Linked DNA regions of Mus musculus: region 1 is linked to region 2. Evidence: chromatin loops called from intact Hi-C (ENCODE). Cell type or tissue: gastrocnemius. All regions are shown on one strand. Links, peaks and the distances in the headings refer to the core of each region. The heading gives the core; the rest is flanking DNA. Region 1 overlaps Crim1 (cysteine rich transmembrane BMP regulator 1 (chordin like)). Region 2 overlaps Gm32464 (a long non-coding RNA gene).

Evidence for each region. Hi-C counts contacts between places; a loop is a spot of excess contacts. Peaks named below come from ENCODE experiments on the same cell type or tissue, not always from the same donor. Only the 100,000 strongest peaks of a DNase experiment are listed, where the experiment ranks them.
Region 1: it touches region 2 in a loop (2.1-fold over the local background); 1 of 42 quality-filtered maps calls a loop at or near these places.

What each region holds. Positions count from the first base shown.
Region 1 is chr17:78,343,339-78,347,734 of GRCm38, forward strand. Crim1 (cysteine rich transmembrane BMP regulator 1 (chordin like)) reads left to right here. Exons shown (of 17, transcript NM_015800.3): 9 at 1,012-1,168; 10 at 2,523-2,644; 11 at 3,739-3,948. Among named protein-coding and RNA genes, the nearest start is that of Gm52306, 11 kb to the left of the region's middle. In gastrocnemius, for the core only: no CTCF peak of the experiment used is centred there; no DNase peak of the experiment used is centred there.
Region 2 is chr17:78,452,636-78,457,031 of GRCm38, forward strand. Gm32464 (a long non-coding RNA gene) reads right to left here. Exons shown (of 5, transcript XR_876967.1): 4 at 4,289-4,396; 5 at 2,564-2,756. Among named protein-coding and RNA genes, the nearest start is that of Gm32464, 9.3 kb to the right of the region's middle. In gastrocnemius, for the core only: a CTCF peak has its summit at 2,676 (motif pointing left); a DNase peak (open chromatin) is centred at 2,673; H3K4me3 peaks cover 380 bases; H3K27ac peaks cover 821 bases.

The DNA of each region.
Region 1 (4,396 bases), core at 70-4,069, 110 kb before region 2:
CAAAACGTTGTTCAAGGGTCGCCATTCTCACCGTGGCAGCTTCCTCTCTCAGGGTTCTTGCCTCTCTCTCTCTCAAACCCTGCATTTGGACCAGCCTCAAATTGCTCTTCTGTCCTAAGGCTTGTTTGCTGACCTTGCCATCGCTACTCTCTCTGGTTTTCTCTTCAACTGCATCACCTTCTCAAATTGCTGTGTCTTCAGTTGTTTCTTTTGACAACATTGCTTCTGCCTGTTCATTTTAACTTCTAAAAGAATGCAATAACTGACTAGCAGAAGACAAATGCCACTCCAGACTCTGCAAAAGAGGTTTGTCTTAAATATTTCAAACCATCATTAGTAACATATTAATATGAATATTCCCTCTCATACATACATTTTTGTCAGCTGAGTGCATTTAAACACATGGATATTTTGTCAGTCCAGTAGGGCAAACATAGCTAAATACAACCCCGATGTTTTGCTTTTTGTCACGTAGCAGACAGGCTTTTGTCAAAGAAAGTAAGAAGTCCCAAATGCTACATACAGCGTTCAGTGTTCTGTGATGCCACCTGCTCCCCTGCTAACAGCAAGTATACTGTGAGCATTCACACAGATGTCTTAGCTCTGATGGCACACAGTAAATGTCTGAGACAAATCTGGACTGCAAACTACTGATTGCCATAGGTTACCATAAATCATCACCATCAGTTTAAGGTGACTTAATTAAGCCAAATCATGTAAACTGCACCCAGTCAATGCTTATCAATGGTGGCCAGCCTACTCCCTGTCCTAGGCCTAGCAGATTCAATTAGGCCTCAGAATTCCATTTCAGAGTTGGACTCACCAGAACTTGGAGCCATGTTGTGAGAACTGTGAAATAGCACCATCCATACCTGTTAACTGTGGCTGATGCTGTGGTAGAACTGAAGTTTAACTCTGTTTAAAATGGGAGGATTCAGGGCAGGCATTGAAGCCGTGATGGAATCTGGTCTGTTGTCTTGGAAGAAACATGGCGTCTGTGTGTCTCCACAGGGGAGGAACTCTGCTTAGGCCTCAAAAGGGCCTGCACCCTGGACTGTCCCTTTGGCTTCCTCACCGATGTGCACAACTGTGAACTCTGTCAGTGCCGCCCACGGCCCAAGAAGTGCAGACCAACAATGTGCGACAAGTTTTGTCCGCTTGGATTCCTGTACGTATTTGTCAATATTTTTTTTTTTGTAAATTTAGAAATTAAGTGTAACTTGCTAACGTGGTCATGTCTGTGTTGGGAGCTGTTTTGTATGTGTTTGAATGAGCCAGTGGTAGTATGATTTGAGGAGAGCCATACTGTTTTTTGTTAGAGAATTCAGAAAAGAGCAAAAAAGCTTTGTTTCCAAATGCAATCAAGTTCTGACTTTCTGTATGAAGGTGTTAAAGGTGCGCTGGGGTAGCAGCCAGCGCTCAGAAGGCGGAGGCTACGTCTTTAGTCCAGAGCCAGCCTGGATTGCATGAGACCCTGTCTCAGAAGAAAAAGATTCCAAGCATTAGTCATCACTATTCTTAATTGTAAGACATGGGTGTGATACCAATCAAGATATAATTACTAAGGCTGGAAACAAGGCTCGATGCTTAAGAACACGTATGCTCGCCTGGTGAGCATGAACAGGGCCTGGCTTCCTGTCATTCCAGCTCCAGGGATCTGCCGCTCTTTCTGCCCTCTGGGGGAAATTGTACTCACATGGTAGACACACACACAAAGTAAAAAAATAAAGTTAAAGATATAATCATTTTATAACTTAACTGCTGATACAAAATACAGTATCCTCCAGCCCTAATAAAGCAACCAATTAATAATTAATAGCCTCCAGGACCAGGTTTGTAGTCCTTCTCAGTATATACACATTTACTTACTTATTTATATGTGTACATGGGTCTTGTGTACATGCTGTAATGTGCATTGTGTAAAACAGCCTACTTAGTTTCCTTCCTTCACCACGTGGGATCTGGGAGTCAAATTCACCTCCTCACCCTCGATGGCTACTACCTGTTTGTCCACTAGACAACCTTGCTGGCCTAAGGCTTTCATTAACATTTATGAAGACTTCCCAGGTCCCCAAGTCCTTACAGCCTCCTGTGTCTAATGTAGATTTCAGTAGTTAAAGTTTTTACTAGCATATGGAACTTCTCAAAGGATACAGCCATTTGAGAAAGCCCACAGCCCTAACAAAATTCCTCGAACGTTAATTTCCCAACATTGGCTAGTAATACATCTCACACTCTTCTGTTCCCTGGCGTTTCATGTTCGTCCTTTAGATCTGGTACCATCTTTCCAATTAAACCCTCATCTGTGTCACTGGGGATGGCCACATCCCAAAAGCATATAAATGCTTGGGCAGTTCTAAACCTCGGTCGTGAGGCTAATTATAACTCACCTTGGAATTCGAAATGCAGATGTACCATCATCTCTGCTTAAGTGGTGATAGCATTGACCCATGGTCTGAGTACCTGGGCATCGTTTGAAACTTTTGGATTTTCTGACCTCTGGCAAAATTTTAATTACCCAGGAAGAATAAGCATGGCTGTGACATCTGTCGGTGTAAGAAATGTCCAGAGCTGCCATGCAGCAAGATCTGCCCCTTGGGCTTCCAGCAGGACAGTCATGGCTGTCTTATCTGCAAGTGCCGAGGTAAGTGTGAGTCCTTCCTCCTCACAGCGTGGTAACAAAGGACAGAAAGGGGTCTGGTGAATGGGCTGCTTTAAGTGATTGCTGTCTGTTCTGAAACAAATGTCACTCACTGTGGGACCCTCCCACAGGACACCCTTTTGCCTTCATAGAATTAAAAGGGCTTGGAACAGGGTTTATAGCACATGACCAAGTTAACCACCTCTTCCAGCTTCGCTTTTGCTTGTCTCGAAACATCAGCCTAAAGCTAGAGTGTATCCCAGCCTCCTTACAGAGGAGACCACTCTCTTCAGAAGTGGGATTGGTACAGGAAGAAACTTCATCTTGGCATCCTCAGGAGTGAGTTTATCTAAACTCCTGCTCACTTAGGTATCCCCTAGCAACAGGGTTTTCATGAGAATTCAGACTTGCTTTGAGAAGCACACAGCAGGCCAGAGCTATAAATAGGCAAAAATCCCCTGTGACCCCAGAACCAGAGTCTTCCTCCAGTGACATTCCTGAAGCCATCGAATGTGCACCCAGTGTGTCTTCAACCTTTATCTCAACCCCAGCCCTTCTCCCAAACCCTCCACCCCATTGCGGTTTGTTGTGATTGTCAGATGATGTACAAGCAAACATTAAAAGATTCCTGTAGCATGCTTTTTTTTTTCAAAGTTGAACAGTTACTTTTATGGTATTTTGAAGGAGTCACACCATAAACAAAAATATAAGCAATCATTTCAGCCATCTTATGAATCAAATATTTAGTAGTCACAAGGGGTCCCAAATTCTCCCATTGGATGAAACTTCTGTGATTAGTCTTCCATATATAAAAAGTTAATGATGTCTATTTCAAAAGTTGTACTTATTACATAAAATAATTGAAAGGCTGAACACTCAGCAATACCCCACAGTAGGAACCATATTTGGAGACTCCTTTTCTCTCTCTCTTGTTTTTTAAAATTGGGGACCTGATGATTTAAATTCTCCCCCCACCCCCCAGCCTTTCCTGTGCCACTGACTGTCCTCCCTGAGTGTCGTTTTGGTGACTGGGCACAACAAACTGTTTCTCCTGTGCCAAAACTGCTTCTTTACCAGGCTGCCTTCTGTCTGTCCAGAGGTCCCTCCTTCAGCCGGGCCACCTGTCCTGTCAGGCACATGTCTGTCCATGGATGGCCATCATCATAAGAACGAGGAGAGCTGGCATGATGGTTGCCGGGAATGCTACTGTCACAACGGAAAGGAAATGTGCGCTCTCATCACCTGTCCCGTGCCTGCCTGCGGCAACCCCACCATTCGTTCCGGACAGTGCTGCCCGTCTTGCACAGGTAAAAGTGGGCTGGCCTGGTACCTGCTTGTGACTCTGGGGCTAGTGTGGGGTCAGTCCTTAGGACACTCCTCGGCTGTCTGTGGCTTCTGTTATTAACCACCACAGACTGAACAGGCTACGGTGAACGATTAGCCAAAGACCAAGGAAAATTCTAAAGCTGTGGAAATGGTTCTCCATATTTTTGAATGGTTGACTTGATTATATTGATCTTTGGACTAGCGCTTTTTTTTTTCCTAGAGGTTTGTGGACTTAGATATGTAAATCCCACCCTCCAGTTTACTGCTAGCATATTAAGGTTGAAGGCCTGAGTTAACTGAAGGGGGCTGGTGAAAGTTTTACTTCATACAAGCTTATAACTTACCAAGTAATACTGGGGGGGGGGGGGGGGGCGGTGATACTGCCGAGAATTACTGAACTCGGTGGCTGTTGCTCTTGTGTAAAATAAT
Region 2 (4,396 bases), core at 201-4,200:
CTGTGTTTATTTCTTTCTTAACCACTTCAAATATGTTGCATAGTGTTGGTTTTTGTTTTGTAGAAGTTATCTTGACAGCTTTCTCTCCTTGCAAATATAAGACTCTTCACCATTACCCAAAGGTTTTGTTTTTTCTCTCCCTCCCCCTGGGCACCACTATTCTGCTTCCTAGGAGTCTGAGTATTCACACAGTGCCCAGGGAGGCCAGGGAGGGAGTCAGATCCCGTGAAACTGGAGTTATAGGTGGTTGTGAGCTGTCACGTGGGTGCTATGGATCGAACCTGGGTCTTCTGGAAGAGCAGCCAGCGCTGTTAGCGTGGTCTCTCTAACCCACAAGGTTCTATTACTAACTTGGGAAAATTGGACCATAAAATGCAGGTCTTCCTGGGGTTCCATTAGCATAGAGCTGTCACAGTTCATCTTGTAGCATGTGGTGGGGCTGCTTCTTTCGGCAGCTGAATGATACTTCATAGTATCTACATGGCACACTTTGTGTACTCTTGGTGAACATTCAGGGTGTGCCAGCATCACTTCCTGCTTGTGCTTGCTTGCTTTTCTCAGCTGAGACCAGCCTAGGAGATGTGAGGAGGTGATTTCTCCTCGGGATTCTTCACTGCTTTTAGAAAAGAGTGAAAATAACCAAACAATTTTGAGTAATTCAATTAAGCATTCTATCACATCAGTCGCACGTGTTTTGTCTTTCTGACCCCAATTATTCCTTGCCCAATAATAGAAAGCTTAACACACACACACACACAGAAATACACAGAAACACACACAGTCAGCACACACAGACCTTCTGCTGCAGCAATTCATCATAACAAGTGCTTTTGTGCACCAAGCGCATGCATGAGAAAGTTCATGGCAACTTTACCCACAGCCCAAAGCTAGAGACTCTGAGGTCCATCGGTGGATAAATAAGCTGTAGCATGGTCACACAACACAATGCTAAGTAGCTGAGAAATGTGAACCTTTGCGGCTGTCACCACATTCACGAATTTACACACACACACACACACACACACACACACACACACACACACACACACACTATCAAGTATGGTGTCGAGACAGAGTAATTATGTGTGATGTGAGTCTATTTGTATGGAGTTTAAAAATGGGAAAACCATGGACAGAGGGGTCAGTATGATTCCCAGTATTGGTTAGTAGGGAGTAGAACTATCTGGAATTCTATAAATATGTTATTTCTCTATCTGGATAGTAGTTGCATGAGTCTGTGGATGTGTGCGTGAAAATTAATTACACTATAAAGTAATTTAAGTCTGCCTGCTTTTCTTTGTAGGTTGTAACTATGAGAAGATACAAGATTAGTCTTGACAAGGGGACCCATTTGTTCTGATTTTAAAAATCCCTTTATACTTAAAAGAAGCTAATATTTTTTTTAAAAAAATCAACTAACAAGTGAATTTAATAAATGTTGGGGAGGGGGAAAAATCCAAGCTTAGTGTTGACATGAAGCTCAAAAGGTGGCCAAGAGATAGGTTACAGAGAAGGTGTAATAAGCTCTTTTATTCTGCCACTAAACCCTCCCCTAGGGAAGAAGTTGGCAATTGTGGGCGTAGAGGTTTGGCGGCTCCTGACTTACTCTGAATGTATTCATTTTAAGAGCTGAGATCCACCGCTCGGCTCTCGTTCCCCGCAACTGACTGGGGCTCCGTCTCAAGCTTAGATTTGGGAGGTGCAGCTGTGGCCTCGCTGTGTTGGGTATTCAGTCGAGTGTGTTTGTGTTCATTCCTGTTGCAAGCAGGCAATCCGGTGACGTCAGCGGAGCATTGGAAAGCTCGCCGCCGCTGAAAGATTAGTGTGCTACATAACTCAGCTCTAAATAGAGCCTATCAACTCTTCAATATTAAAGGAAGTGCTGCCTCATGAAGTCACCCTAATTTATAGCCAGGGCTCTTTATTAGTGATAATAACAAGGCTCTGTCAAGATTTCGAGATATAAAAGTAGGCTATACAATAAATCCTAGTTTAATTAGCCTGTGTTTTCCATTGTAAGAGGCTTTGCCTAACAGCACCTACCCTCAAATAGACAATTAGATGACACTGGATCCCTCCAGGATCAGAAAATGGATACAATTAAAGGCAGACTTACTGGTAGCCTGTGGAGCCAGGTGCAAACAGTTGCCTTCTCTCTGTCCCACCACTGACAACTGTCCCTTGAACAATTACGGCCTCCGGCTTGTTCCTGGTGCTGTCTCTGCCTTACTGCGCTCTCTTCCAGGCGATTAGAAATGGGTCCCTAAAATCAAAGTCAGAGACTAACTCTCCTTTGCTCCAAACCTTCCAGAAGCTTCGGCACATTCAAAATATAATCCAAAGCCCTTATAATGAATTAAGACCTCATATCTCCTGGGCTCACTAGCCTGCCTCTCCTCCAGCCAGCTGGGCCTGGGTTCCTAATCTCTGGATACCTGTGACATTAAATGTCTAAGATGCTGCCTCCTCTGGTCTACTTACCATTTATTTTGGAGATTTTACCACCGTTCTAGTGCCTTCAAAGAATATCTAAATTTTAGGTTTAATGTCATCAACAACAACAGCAACAACAAATCCTTTCTTTTATTGTAGTTCTCCATAACACAGCAGCACCTGCCATGTTGTCTTAGGCGTAGGTTTGGCTGTTACCGCCTCTAGTCCTCGGGCTCCCCCTGCTGGACAGGACGGACAGTGATTCATTAACACATGTCCCTGGCGTCGAGTACCCTCTTTGGTACATGGTGGGTAACCAGTACCTATGGATTAATCACGGAAGGAATGATGTAATGAGCAACGAAAGGTAGTGAGACCCACAGGTACTTTCAATTTAGGAACGGGAATCATTTCTAAGTCACGGACTTTCTTAGCTGTTACAGTGCCATAGGTATTCTTCAACAGAGGCAAGCTTAAGTGAACAGATGTTTATGGCACTTTTAAAATGCCCTGACATGTCTGTGGAGCACCCTTCAGCTTCGATCCTATCAGAAATACTAATTTGGTAAATTAGTATAATTTTTGTCTCCCATACTCAGTGTAAAACAGCGCGCACTCCTGCACCAGGGTCACAGAGCCGCTGGTGTCGCTCAGATGGAGCAAGAGGCTCCTTGGAGTTCCCTGATATCCACCATCTGGTACAACTTCTCCCTCCTTAGCGTTCAGAAAAAAAAACATACGGACCCACAATAATAGCTCACTGTCTACCACAGGAGACAGCAAACCATGACATATGTACCGAATCCATGACAGCTGCCTGTTTTCTACAGCACAAACGCTAATAGTAACTTTTGCACTGTAAAGAGCTAAAAAGTAAAAGACACTGGGAGCCAGAAAAAGTTGCTGATGCCACTCTGCACAACCGGGTTGATGGGTCTGACTTTGACTTTGAGAGAGGGAATGGGATCTTGGAAAATGAACTGTAGGATACAGATAAATGCAGAGGCACGGTCTCGCTTTCTGAATCAGTCCTATTACCAGGCATGGATTTTCTCATGCAGGAGGAAGTGAGTAGGTTTTGCAATGCCCAGGGGACATGATAATGGCACAGAAAGCCCAAACCTCCCCCAGGAACGTGAATCTTGAATTTCAAAAAGGAAAAAAAAAATGAAAATAAAACAAAATTTCAATTAATATAAAGCACACCATGGGAAAGAGGAAAACCAACCTCGGGGGCACTAAGTGACTCCTGGTGGAAGAAACTACCAACTGTGGTGAAATCTAGTCACAATGTTGCAATTGCAGACTTTCTGGAATTCTAAGGACTATACTCCCAATCTCCTCCGCAGCAAGGCCTTGCTGTGTTTACCGAAGTGGACAGGAAGCAAAAAAGCTGAAGTGTTTGTGAACTCGGCTTTCTTGAACTGGGAAATACCCCTGGTAAAGAGTCTGTAAGTCGGCTTGATAAGAACTTTGCGATTTAGGAGAGTTGGAATGTTGCAGGTCCAGAGCCAAACTATTTGCAGCTGTTTTCACGCCCCTTTATAGCCATAAATTACCCACTTCTGGGTCTGACTTAACATCCCCTGGTTATCAGGTAAAACCTTCTGGAATGCAGGCCAGCGGCTCTTTCCCCAGCATCAAAGATGAAGGGCAAGTTTCTATACTCGTATTTGAAAAAAAAAAGTCTTGATTTATGACTGTTCTGCATCTATAAAAATGTCATGAAATTGTTTCCATATTGGAATATATCATTTGGGGTTACAAGGATCCGTGCTCCTAATCCACAGCCACTCATATTTGGCTCCAGGATAAAGGAGCTCTTATTTCTTTTGAAGTGAGAAGTGGATTGTACCTTGACAGCATCCGTAGGATGGGCTTCCAGCTTGATCCTGGGTCTCCCTTTGTCTTGCCAACTGCTCAGTGGCTGGGAAATGGAAGATGCAGGTTGGCCGGTTATCCA